Linked DNA regions of Homo sapiens: region 1 is linked to region 2. The links are chromatin contacts, found by Hi-C or POLR2A ChIA-PET in ENCODE. All regions are on one chromosome and are shown on one strand. Each heading gives the region's core, a stretch centred on a gene start or an enhancer-like site at or near the end of the contact. The rest is flanking DNA. Distances are from core to core; before and after follow the strand shown.

The links. Hi-C counts contacts between places; a loop is a spot of excess contacts on that map. ChIA-PET counts read pairs that join two places held with the same protein, here RNA polymerase II (POLR2A). Pooled maps may share reads with other maps.
Region 1: a loop to region 2 is called in a map of Caco-2, with 2.2 times the contacts of the local background. The contact joins two enhancer-like sites. A Hi-C loop is called at or near these places in 5 of 168 maps with a recorded cell type or tissue (B cell, Caco-2, Calu3 and 2 more), 1 of 37 single-sample maps with no recorded cell type and 1 of 50 pooled maps. POLR2A ChIA-PET finds 5 or more read pairs at or near these places in 2 of 52 experiments (OCI-LY7 and activated B cell).

The regions. Positions count from the first base shown.
Region 1 is chr2:164,793,007-164,799,531 of GRCh38, forward strand. All of the region lies in intron 2 of COBLL1 (cordon-bleu WH2 repeat protein like 1), which reads right to left. Among named protein-coding and RNA genes, the nearest start is that of COBLL1, 46 kb to the right of the region's middle. Within about 2 kb of position 1,650, at least 2 of the 41 ENCODE cell types and tissues checked have a DNase peak (open chromatin) inside an H3K27ac peak, as active enhancers do.
Region 2 is chr2:164,759,570-164,766,375 of GRCh38, forward strand. All of the region lies in intron 2 of COBLL1 (cordon-bleu WH2 repeat protein like 1), which reads right to left. Among named protein-coding and RNA genes, the nearest start is that of SNORA70F, 75 kb to the left of the region's middle. Within about 2 kb of position 1,827, at least 3 of the 41 ENCODE cell types and tissues checked have a DNase peak (open chromatin) inside an H3K27ac peak, as active enhancers do.

The DNA.
Region 1 (6,525 bases), core at 400-2,899, 33 kb after region 2:
GATCACCACCCAGTCTGAGAAAGAAAGAGCCACATGCTTATCTTCTGCTTCTTACTTTTGAAAAACAGGCCTGAGATAATCAGCCTTTGGAATCCTACCAAAAGGCAGAAACTTAAATTCATGCTATGGGCCAGACCCCCCAGTATAATGTAATTCAAACCTGTGAAACACCCAATTTATTCCTTGTGGAGTGACTTCTGCACTATTTAAGTTGTCAAACAGAAATCTGTTTAGCTAGAACAAAACATGATAGTGGTTTGTAAACCTTTTTAAAGAAAGGTTTCAAGCTTTTCTTAAAAAACAAAACAAAGCAAAAAAAAAAAACAAAAGTTTTTTAAAAGAAGGGAGTTTGTACCATCTTATATTTACAGCACTACCAAAACTGAACCTTTTACACAAATCTCATAAATTTAATTCTTTAACAAAACTTCATTTCAGGTATTTTCATGTTATTTTGACATACGTTTTACTGTGCTGAAAAATACTAAAGGAAAACAAATGAGTGATTATGATAATATTATGCCCTAATTTATCTATATTCTTATGTTAGTTCCTTTTTGCTATCTTCAAAAAACTAAATGACTAAAATCACTGGTGATCTGAAAATATGTTCTACTTTCAGAGACTTTTGTTGTTATAGCTTCCACATTAAGTTCCTTGTGAAATTCCTTTCCAATATTAACAGGTCCCCATGGGACAAGGAAAAAAAATGCCAAGAAAAGAAAAATCATCCTAGTATGTCATGGAATATAAAAGACATTTGCATGAGGAACCATTTAACAATTCAAAACCAAGCCTGCTTTATAGCAGACTGGTAAGACTATAAGTATATTCCTTTGTAAACTGTGACGGAGTATGGAAATCATTAGCATCATCTATTAGGAAAGTAATTTTCAGTTACAGATTAGGAATGTGTATGTGTTTTAAAATTGTAAAAGTAATGTTACAGAAAGTTTTATCAGATGGTTAAAATGGCTTTTTACATAAATTATTCATCATAATTAGAACCCCCTCCATGTAGTCTCCTATTTATTAATACAAACAGAAGGTCATACTTACTTAGAAATGGCAGAGTAAATTTGAAGGAAGTTCACAGCAGAGCTCTCTTTGTTAAGAAAAAGAATTGTCTACCCATTTAAGGTGCCAATTCCTTTGAAAAGAAAAATCCAAACCTCAAAACTGAAGGGGTGGAAGTTGAACCACAGCCTTCTGATCTGTATCCTGGTGATAGCAGTACCTATTCTTACAGTGTTGTTGTAAGGTTTAAATTATGCATACCATAAATCATTCCATAGATGCAAGGTAAAAGAAAACTGCATTTGTCTAAATGCTCTGTGTTAAGCATAAAAAGAATGTCTTTGAGTTTGGGAGGTATGTTACACCTAGGGAAGGTCCTGGTAAAAACTGTCAGAAGTATACAGATAAAAGTTCATTTCAGGTTATTGCAGAGGGGAAGGGCAGCAGGATGGAGTAAGGAGGGTAGGGAAGAAAAAAAATCAGATTAGGGAAAATGCAGACACACCTCTGAAGAGTCATATAAGACTGTATTTAGAATTCTGACATTTCGGTGACCCTTTACTAGGCACAGGGATGACCTAGCAAATTTTATTCCACTTGTTCAGTCAAGTGCACACTCCTGAACAAGGCAGTGACAGGGAAAGGAAAGAGAAAGAACAAGACTTACTGGGGCTCAGTACATACGCAGCATAAGTACTTGAATTCCCCAGGAATCACAAGGCAATTTCAACCCCCTCATGAAGACTGATGGTTCACAGACACAGACCCTCTTGCCCCAGAATGCCTTCATGTTCTTCTATTAAGTTAACACCATTTACATGTAAGAGCAAAAGACATTGTTGAATTCACAAATCTTTGCCCCACACAACAAGTGCTAATGTTTAAGACTTAGTATTAAGAAAAGCAAAGAAAATGAATTTGTAAACCTTCTAAATCAATGCCAAGAGCAAGAGCCAATAAAAACAAAAGTGAATTGTGAGAAATACTTATCACAATGACCATTCTTCACTAAGCCCACTTCCTTCGAGGACTCTTTTCATCTTCGTCTCTAGGGAAAGTTGGTTCCACATATCAAGTAATCAAATATGCTTATTTTGAAAGGGAAACTACCCTAAATGTCTCTTTAAAGGTACTCCTTTATAATTATGTTCTAAAGGAGAACTTTTAGAAATAATGTTTTTTAAGAAACAATACAGTATTTTGAAGCACTCACAAGTCTAAAGGGGTATAAACTGAAAATTATTTGACAGAAGAATATTATGCATATATATGAGGAGAGAGAGAGGAAAGATATTACATGGCAAAATAATACCTTTTTACTTTTGATAAAAATATGGAGTTCCCTCAAAGTTTAGTAAGTTAAAATGAATTAAATATCAATTAAAAACATGTTTCATGGCATTATTGTTAATCATTTCTATTAATTCGTTATATTTTATTAAATTAACCATTGCAAATATCTTCTAAATTTTTCTTACTCCCAGAGTATCTAGATTGACCAATGACCCGCTCCCAGTTAAATTATTTCTCTCCAGGATCGTAAGCTATGTCTTCATCACAACTTCTTACAGGCTTTAAAAGTCTACATGTATTTTTTTTAATCATACAGAACATACATCTACAATATCTAAGGTGTTTTACTGTTTTCTTGAGACTAAAGGCACCACATTAGGAAACGTAAAATAATACATCCGTAGTCTTAGAGAAAGCCCTGATAATAGTGTGATCAACAATCTTAAAATATACATTTTCTTTAAAAACTGAGTTTTTTCAAAGTTACATTTAAAATTAACTTTTAAAAAGTGCATAAAGTTTTTCTTAGACTAAAAAATTATGATTCTTTGATATACAGTGAATCAAACATAAGAAGCAGAAGCATGTCAGACTTAGAAAGCAGCACTGATACTGTGGTCTGAAGAGTGTGCCCCATGAATGGTGGCCCCTCTAGACACTGTGTCTCCTGGTGAGACGCATGGTGGCACACAGGACCCCACCTACAATATGTTCTAGTTGAAATCTACTTAACTTAAATCTATGTTGCCTAGATCTTGCTTTTCCATATACAAGGATTTAAGAACAAGTTAACACCACCACAAAGAAGAAACCAGAAAGATTCAGATGGCACAATATTTTGTAGGGCAACTATCTTGATCTCCTGAAAAAAAGAGTCATAGTGGACACTACTTGAAGGTTACGGGGCATAACCAAATGCAAAGCAAAGTCCCAAATTAGACCCTAATTAGGACAAAGTACCTGTACATGTTTTAGGGGCATTTGAGTCAATGTAAGGAAGGACTGGGTATATATGAGGATGTGAGAATGGACATAACTAAGATGAAAATGAATTAACATGAAAAAGTGAAGAGCATTAGCAGAGAAAAATCAGTTCACAAATGAGGATAACCAAAACAGCATTTCATCTTGGTATAAACAAATGCATACAGAAATAAACAATCTAGAATTCTATACATTGAAGAAAATAGGAATAAACTCTGCAGAAGTTTGCTTTATTTTACTTATACCTATTAATATCTTCGAACTTTCTACAATGAATATTGTTTATAATAAAGTATTTTAATATAAATTTACTATAATTAATAAAAACTTTAAAAATCTGTTCAGGCAACCAAGCTCCTATAAAATTTAATGGTGGGTGATGACAGATGAAGTAGCTGGCCTTCCAAAAAAAAAAAAAAAAAAAAAGGAGAGGGAAGGTCAAGGGGGAAGGATTGCTGAGGCCAGGAGTTTGAGATCAGCCTGGGCAACATATTAAGACTCTCATCTCTACAAAATATTTAAAAATCAGCAAGGTATGGTGGAGCACACCTGTAGTCCTAGCTACTAGGGAGGCTGAGGCAGGAGGATTGCCTGAGCCCAGGAGTTCAAGGTTACTGTGAGCTATAATTGCACCACTGCACTTCAGCCTGGACAACAGAACGAGACCCTACCTCTAAAAAAATTTTTAAAGAGAAGAGAAAGGGATTTAGTGTCAATAAAATTAGCTGACGAAAAATATTAATTGAAACAATTTCACATTTGGTATTGCCTATAAAGTTTCTAAAAGTTAATGCTATTCACAACACTAGAAGGAAAATGAAGTATTATTTCTGGGACCTTTGTTGATGTCATAAGTTACAGGTAGAATGCGAATGTAACTCAAAGTCCTCTCATGTGCAAGCATTACCACACTAGGCAATGTTGGGCTTCCCTGATGGCTGGAATCTGCCCATATTAAATAAGCTAATCAGTTTCCTTGCTACTCATCATGTGATTTTTTTCAGAAAGTTCTAAGCTATTAAACTACTTACTTTTTCACTCTAACTATTGTATAATGATGGCACTATTTCTTATGCCATTATATGACAGGCATAGTTTTGGGTCCCTTTACAAATGTTCTTGTTAAATTCACTAAACAAGCCTCTGAATTCAGTAGGTAAATCAACTGTATATAAGACAGAAAAAAAAACCCTTAGGGTTATTAAACAATATATCCACCATTTTAATGAAAGAGCTTAGATTCAAACTCCTATCTCTCTGACCTTAAAGTCTAGGCTTTTTCAATTCCTTATGACCATGTACCCGGTCCTGCTTCCAGATACCCATCCTTCATCAAAATGAGGTATAACTGAAATACCATCTTGTTTTTTCAAGAAGTTCTAATTATGGTGTTTTTTCTTTCTACAGTACATATTTCTTCCAAGAAAAGCAAAAGGGAATATAGAGCACTTTTCTCCCACTTTTGAAAAAGCAAGTGAACACCTTCTTCCTCCTTGCAAACAGAAAGTTAACCATTTCTTTACTTTCTTTTTCTTATACAAGAACAAGTAATAGCAGATACAAATGTTACTAAATATCTTCCGTTTTAGGGAAAACCAGATTGGAACTGAAACTATGTAACACTATCTCTACATCATTACACTAAGCCAGAACATAATTAAAACTTACATTGAAAAGATCAATTATTACAGGAGATTGGTTCAGAAATCCATGGTTATACTGGCTTGTGCTTGGCATACCTAAAACAAACCTGAAACAAAGTGGCCAACAAATGTAAAAGAAAATGTATTTGCACCAGTTACAACACAAAAGCTTTCAATACTCTCACTGCAGAATTCTGGCTAGATAAATCAGCTTTTAAAGCAGTGAATTTTAAAAAAATCTAAGGCTCTTATGTAAATTAAGGGAGTTTGTTCCTTCTTTAAAATATCTGCCTTCACATCTCATCATTTACTTTGTTGTATAAAAGTTTTAATTGTGAAATATCAAATTCCTCATACACACATTAATTTTCTAAATATCAATCCTCCACTTCTCCCTAGAGTTTGCCAAGGCTGCCAGCAGAGTCTTAAATAACTCAAACCTAGTTATGTAGATACAACACTATGACTTCTCTTCTTCAAGAAAAATTGTCACAAAGAGATTACTCTGACGTTACATACTCAATTACAACTATTCAAGCCAAAAAAGGTTATCTTTCCCTAATCAATACTTAAATGAGATCATAAATAAGAGCTGAGTATTCAGGGCTGGGAAAGGAGTTGTACTGTCATTTTCTTGAGAGGGAGTGGACAAGGGAAGAATGCTGCAAGATCTCAATACTCAGGGGGACTATCTGCTAACAAAACATATTTACAATGTTTTTCAAATTATTTGGTTCTATTCACAGCAAAAGAAACTGGTCTTGCTTCAAGTTTCAGTTAAGAGGGGGTAAGCAGGCTGGGGGCAGTGGCTCACGCCTGTAATCCCAGCACTTTGGGAGGCCAAGGCAGGCGGATCACGAGGTCAGGAGATCGAGACCACCCTGGCTAACACGGTGAAACCCCGTCTCTACTAACAATACAAAAAAATTAGCCGGGCAAGGTGGCGCACGTCTGTAGTCCCAGATACTCGGGAGGCTGAGGCAGGAGAATGGCGTGAACCCGGGAGGCAGAGCTTGCAGTGAGCCAAGATCGCGCCACTGCATCCCAGCCTGGGTGACAGAGCAAGACTCCGTCTCAAAAAAAAAAAAAAAAAAAGAGGGGGTAAGCAAGTGGTTGCTTACTCTACCTTAACAGAATGCAGCTGTAAAACCCAGACAGAATCCATAAAGCAACAATTTGAAGAATCTGAAAAGTAAATTGAAAAGCAGCTGAATAACTACTTTTCCCCTCCAGTATACCCCAGCTTGGACTCAATGCAGCCTAAACTCAGAAGCAAAGGATTAGAAGGAATACAAGGAGATGCTCTATAGCTCAAGGCCAAGTAAAGAGAAGGGGTTTCCTAATGCACAGAGGGAGTTGCCCTTTTTTTATTGATTGAAAGCCACAAATACTTCCATATAATAGCAATAAACAACTTTTAAGATCCCAAAACGAAAATACTTGACTGTAACTCCATCAAAATATGTAGAGGATCTGTATTTTGAAAACTACATAACATAGATGAAGGAAATCAAAGATGACCTAACTAAATTCAGAGGCATATCCTGTTCATGGATTAGAAGACTCAGTACAGTGAAGATTCTTTTCA
Region 2 (6,806 bases), core at 577-3,076:
TCATCAAAAATTAAAAACTTCTGTTCTGTGAAAGACCCTATTAAGGGGATGAAAACGCAAGCCACAGACTGGGAGAAAATATTTGCAAGTCACATATTCAGCAAAAAGACATATCTAGCATATACAAAGAACTCTCTAAACTCCATAGCAAGAAACAATCCAGCCATGAGATGGAAAAAGGTGTAAACTCGTTACCAACGAGGGTACACGAATGGCAAATAGACACACAAAAATAGGTTTAACAACATTATCTATTAGGAAAATGCAAATTAAAGCTATGATGATCTACCACTACACACCTAAATTTTAAAATACTGGTAATACCAAGTACAGACAAGAAAGTGGAGAAACTGGCTCTCTCATATGTGGCTTGTATAATGTGAATGCAAAACGGTGAAGGCCACTCTGGGAAGCAATTTGGCACTGCCATATAGAACTAAACATACACATAACGTATGACCCAGTAATCTACTCCTAGGTATTTGCACAAGAGTAGTGAAAACTTATATTCACAAAAACCTCTACATGAATGTTTCTGGCTGCTTTCTTCATAAAGACCCAAACTGGAAACAACCCAAATGTGCTCCCATGGGAGAAACAATAAAAAACTATGATGCATCCATACAACAGAAAACTACTCAGCAATAAAAATCAGCAAAGTTTTGATACATTCAACTCGGATGGATCTCAAGGGTACTAGGCTGACTGAAAAAAGACAGTCTCAAGGAGTTACATACTGTATGGTTCTGCTTACGTAAGAGTCTCAAAGGGACAAACTTCAGGTCACAGAAAACAGATCAATGGCAGCCAAATTTGGAGGCATGATGAGACTATTAAGGGTTAACATGAGGGAGTTTCTTTGTGGTGGTGAAGAGTTCTGTACTCTGATAAAGAATGGTGCAGTTACATAAATCTACACATGTGGCAAAGTTTCATAGAACTATAAACCTAAATCAACAAACATAATGATTATAGAATGCATGTAAAAAGCTGATGAAATCAGAATAAGGTCTGTACCTGTGTTAATAGCATTAGTATCGATGTCACTTCCTTGGTTTTGACAACATACTACCATTATATATGATATTATTATTGGGGGAAAGCTAGAAGAAGGGCACAGAGAAACTTTCTGCACTATTTCTGTAACTTCTTTCAAAGAAAACTAGTAAAAAAATAAAAGTTACAATAAAAATATATCTAAGGTAGTGATTCTCAAAATTTGGTAGATATTAGAATCACCTATGGAACTTGTTTATAACACATGTTGGCTTCAGTTCGTACCTATTTAAAGTAAACCTGTATACAGGGTCCAGGTAATATACGCTGATAATCTAGCACATTACAGTTTGAAACCACCGAACTAAAATAAAGGCAAAGATATTGGAAAAAATGATGATCCCCATCAATAACTGTTGTTCTATTTAATGGCTAATTACTAAAGAAGTCCTACCCACACAAGACCTCATTCCCAGATTATATAACTGAGTCAAGAAGCTGTCACAGATACAGCAAAAGACATGCAATGATGTTATGGATCTATTTAATAATGCAAATACTGGCCAGGCACGGTGGCTCATGCCTGTAATCCCAGCACTTTGGGAGGCCAAGGCGGGTGGATCGCCTGAGGTCGGGAGTTCGAAACCAGCCTGACCTACATGGAGAAACCCTGTCTCTACTAAAAATACAAAATTAGCTGGGCATGGCGGCACATACCTGTAATACTAGCTACTCGGGAGGCTGAGGCAGGAGAATCACTTGAAGCTGGGAAGCAGAGGTTGCAGTGAGCCAAGCTCGCATCATTGCACTCGAGCCTGAGTAACAAGAGCGAAAGAGCCAAGCTCGCATCATTGCACTCGAGCCTGGGTAACAAGAGTGAAACTCCATCTCAAAAAAAAAAAAAATGCAAATGCTGTTAGTCATAACACATCTGATAATACAGAAGTGAAAACACTGACATAAGAAAAAAAACCCATGCTGTGAAAACAAAGGTGTGTAGAGAAAATATATCCTCAATAAGACACAGGCGTCACATATTTAAAATGTCTATTATAGGCCTTTATCTATGCTTTTATATGAAATAATTATTGTTGGCAAATCATAAACAAAAATAAGCATCGAGGCACTTGATTTAAAAGTTTCCTTTGTTCGATATAATTCATGAAAAGATCAACCTAAATATTACTCCATATACAACACAGTAAGAGTTAAAACCCAAGAAGTTTCCAAATCTTCACTCAAATTCTCTCCTAACAGGATGTCCACAGGAACATACAGGTATACAATTTTCACATTTATATTAGGCAGCTCTATGCCAAGTACCTACCAGGCCCTTTTCACCTTTTCTCAGCAAAGAATGAATCACAGTTTTTCCACTATCTCCCTGCCATCTCATAAGAGAAGTAGCAATGCAACTAGAGAATAAATCAAGTCTTAGATCATCATTTCTGAAAGGCTGCTAATCTCTAACTTAAACCGTTCCTATAACCTCTGAAATGCTAGCTCATTTGCTCTTCACTCTGTGGAAAAATAAGTTCTTTTGGATGAAAAATTATGGTCATTATGTGATTATGCTCAAATAGTTCAGCTGATTAATACTAGCCTCAAGTGAATCCATAATTATAGGCTTAATCCTTCCTTATAGGGCTATTTAACCTGACCATGCTCTTTGGCCACAGGTGACAGTGCCAACCACTGAGCTAGAAAAAAAGTGAGTATCACTGGGCAAAATAAAAGTCAACTGAGCATGTGTGTTTGAAGGAGGACAAGTCTATGACAACTCAAAGTACTTTCAATGTAAGTTTGGCCAGTAGTAGCATCTACTGTACCACAGATGAAATAATCCAATATACAGTGTCCTGAACTAACCAGGAGAGGTAGTGGGGAACTAGAAAAGAGTGCTGGATTACAAGACAGTATACTTCAGTTCTAGTATCAATCCAACATATACTGAGCTGTGTCTCAGCTGTCTCGTTTAATCAATATATCAAATGTATAGTGTATTATACGAGAACAAACTAGCTAGCCTGGTAAAAGCATCTGATCATCTTAAATCACTTGCATTATTAAAAACAGCATAAGGTAAGTGTGAACAAACTATGGCCTACAGGCCAAGTTAAGCCTATCATCCTTTTTTTTTTTTTTTTTTGAGACGCAGTCTTGCTCTGTCACCCAGGCTGGAGTGCAGTGGTGCGATCTCGACTCACTGCAAGCTCCGCCTCCAGGGTTCAGGCCATTCTCCTGCCTCAGCCTCCCGAGTAGCTGGGACTACAGGCGCCTGGCACCACGCCCGGCTAATTTTTTGTATTTTTAGTAGAGACGGGGTTTCACCATATTAGCAAGGATGGTCTCTATCTCTTGACCTTGTGCTCCGCCTGCCTCGGCCTCCCAAAGTGCCAGGATTACAGGCTAGAGCCACTGCGCCTGCCCGCCTATCATCCTTTTTTAAAAAAATAAAGGTTTGCTGGAACATGAACATGCTCATTTGTTTACATATAATCTATGAGTGCTTTCACACAATAACAGAGTTGAGTGGTTGTGACAGAGACCTTAGAGCCTGCAAAGTCTAAAATGTTTACTGTCTCGCCATTTATAGGAAAAGCTCACTGATTCCTGGCATAAAGGGTCACATTTCCAATAAAGTCACCGTACAATTTTAAAATCCTTAGTTTTATGCAAAAATATACTTCGTACGTATCAGGTTTGAAAAAAATGTCTTTTTTCTTTTTTTTTTGTTTGAGAAAAAAATGTAAAAAATTTGTCAACACACACTATAGGTATGGTTGGGAAAAGAAGCACTCTCATACCTTGCTGGTGGGAGACCAAAATGGAGGAATTTTCCCTATAGAGAAATATTTAGCAATAACTAACACAATCAAATACGTAGTTACCCTTTGGCCCAATAATCCTACTACCAGGAAGTTATCCCAAAGACACACCAGCTTATGGCTTATGCGAAAGGTTAGTTCTTGCAGCATTTTTGAAAACAAAAGACTAGAAACAAACCAAATATCCATGAAGTATAGACTATATCAAATTATGGTACATCCACTTGATAAAGTATTATGCAATCATGAAAAGGAATGAAAAAGATCGCACACATTCATGACTGGAATATATTATCAAATGACATAAAGAAAATAAGTGCTTTTAGTATACTATCTTTCGATAAAAAGTAGATGGGGTTCTATATGGAATATAATAGAAACAATGTCAAGATAAAAATAAAAATGATTACGTGGGAGAAAAGGAATAGGGATGAAAGTTAGATCTCTACAAATGTATCTTAAAATTTTGCCTTTAAAGATTAAATGTTTTTAAATAACAGCTTTTCTTTTTCTTTATGTTTGAGACAGGGTCTCGCTCTATCATCCAGGCTGGAGTGCAGGGGCGTAACTGTGGCTTACTGCAGCCACGACCTATTGGCTCAAGAGATCCTCCTGCCTCAGCCTCCAGAGTAGCTGAGACTACAGGCATGTGCCACCACATCTGGCTAATTTTTTTGTTTGTTTAGTAGAGACAGGGTCTCACTATGTTTATCAGAGTGGTCTTGAACTGTTGGCCTCAAACAACCCTCCTGCCTTGGCCTCTCAAAGTGTTGGGATTACCAGGCGTGAGCCACCACACCCAGCTAGCTTTTCTTTTTTATATGCTTCTAGTGTGATATATTCTAAAGACAAAAACACTAAAAATTTTAAAACTGTAACCAGTTGTCTTACTATTAGTAGTAATTTTAACAAATATTATTTTGAAACTATAGTATTTCATATAATTGTAAAATAAATATCTAAATGTATACTGCTAGGAGTCCATATTTTCTGAATAAGAGATAAACATAAAATTGGAGTTAAATAAAAATGCTATAACTTTAGATTTGATTGAATATATTAGTATGAACATGATTTTCTTCTTTCAAAAATGCATATTATCCAGCTGTCCACTTGAACGTCATCACCCAGTAGCAAAGAGCATGTAGTTATGGTCTGAAAATATATTTCCCACCAAAGGAATCAGGGTTCCTTGAAAAAATGACTGAGTCCAGGTGTGGGCCAAAAAAGCATATGAGACTTTTTGGGCAAACAGAATGTTCTAGGATCAGAGAGGTTATCACAGACTATGGAGGTCATGGCAAAATGACTCAGCAGGCAACTGGAAGGGCCTCTTTCTGGCCCAAGATGGGATAATTTTAACACTAAAAGAATGACTACATTGTATTGAAACATAACATTTATTTTAAAAATCCATGAGTTATTAATAATAAAAACTAAATAGTCATTATGAAGGCTGCTAAGGTAGGACATCTCTTAGTACCCTGAAAATTTAGGGAAAGAATCAATCAAGCATTTATACTGCCTGAAATACAGTTCATACAGAAATATAACATTTGATGAACAAGGGTTTCCTTTAAAGAATTCTAGATAATAAAATACAGAAGGAATAAAATAATTAGAAAATTATTGGTTTCAATATTTGCTCAAAAAACAGTATTAAGCAACCATTCATCAATGAACTCTAAGCCATGAGGTGAGAATTTAACTGGGAACATAATAAATGGATCAGATGGACACCACCTGAATCCACTTTTCAAATTTAGCATCACTAAATACTGGACAGACATCATGCGCTTCATGACACGTTGCAATGGAATGCATACAGTACCACATATGAAGTACTCTTATCTAATACATTTAATATGACTCTAACCAAAAAATTAAGTAGATCAAAAAACAATATAAACACAACCACAAGAATGTAGTTAGCAAGATCCTGAATTTGCAACAGTCTGCAAGATCAATAATCCAATTTAACTAACGAATCAAAATGTAGGAACAAAGAGAAGGGAGTGGGAAAGAACCCATATAGAATGAGAGACTTAAGTGATATAACCACCAAATGTTAGATACGCTAATGCCATAAAAGGTATTTTTTTAAATTTCCTTATCTGTTACGATATATAACAAAATATGAGTAAAATGGCTATGTGTGGATTTTCTTGAGACGAATAAAAGGGAAAAAGTGGAGAAAGCTAAAGCAAAATTGGCAAAGCGTTTGTGACATTTAAAGCTCGGTGAAAGGTGAGTAATGAATACTCTCACCTTTTGTGTTTGAAAATTACTAATGTTTTTACAAAAAAAAATCTTATGCTCTATGGTATATATGAACAAAACAATAATTGAAACACACAGAAACAAAAGAAATTACTAAAGCTAATCAAAAATACATTTAGGAATATTGACCTCCTAAATGAAGGTCGCTTTTGCCTTTTCATCTGTAAAATGAAGGGCTATCTGGAAGATCTCTGAAGTTCTTTTCATTCTAATATTTCTTATTTGTGCTTTAAATAAGCCAAGATCATAATTTTTTTCTTTCTAATATCTCTGCTCTAACCCTAACCAACCTCCAGCCTCAGGCACCCATTACAGTGTTTTCTGTCTCTCTATATTTGCTTTTTTTGGAGATTTCCTGTAAAAGGAATCATGCAATATGTGTTCTCCTGAATGGCTTCTTCCACTGAAGCAGCTCTTGAGGTTCACCCGTGTTGTAGCATATATCCATACTTAGTTACTTTTTATTCCCTAATAGAATGCCATTGCATGAATAGACATTTTATTTACCCATTCACCAATTAATGTATGTTTGAGTTGCTTCCACTATTTGGCTATTATGAATAATGCTGCTATGAACACTCACATACAAATCTTTGCATATACCCTTTTTTGTATGTGATATGGTTTGGTTCCCTGTCCCCGTTCCAATCTCATGTTGAATTTGTAATCCCCAATGTTGGAGATGGAGCCAGATGGGAGGTG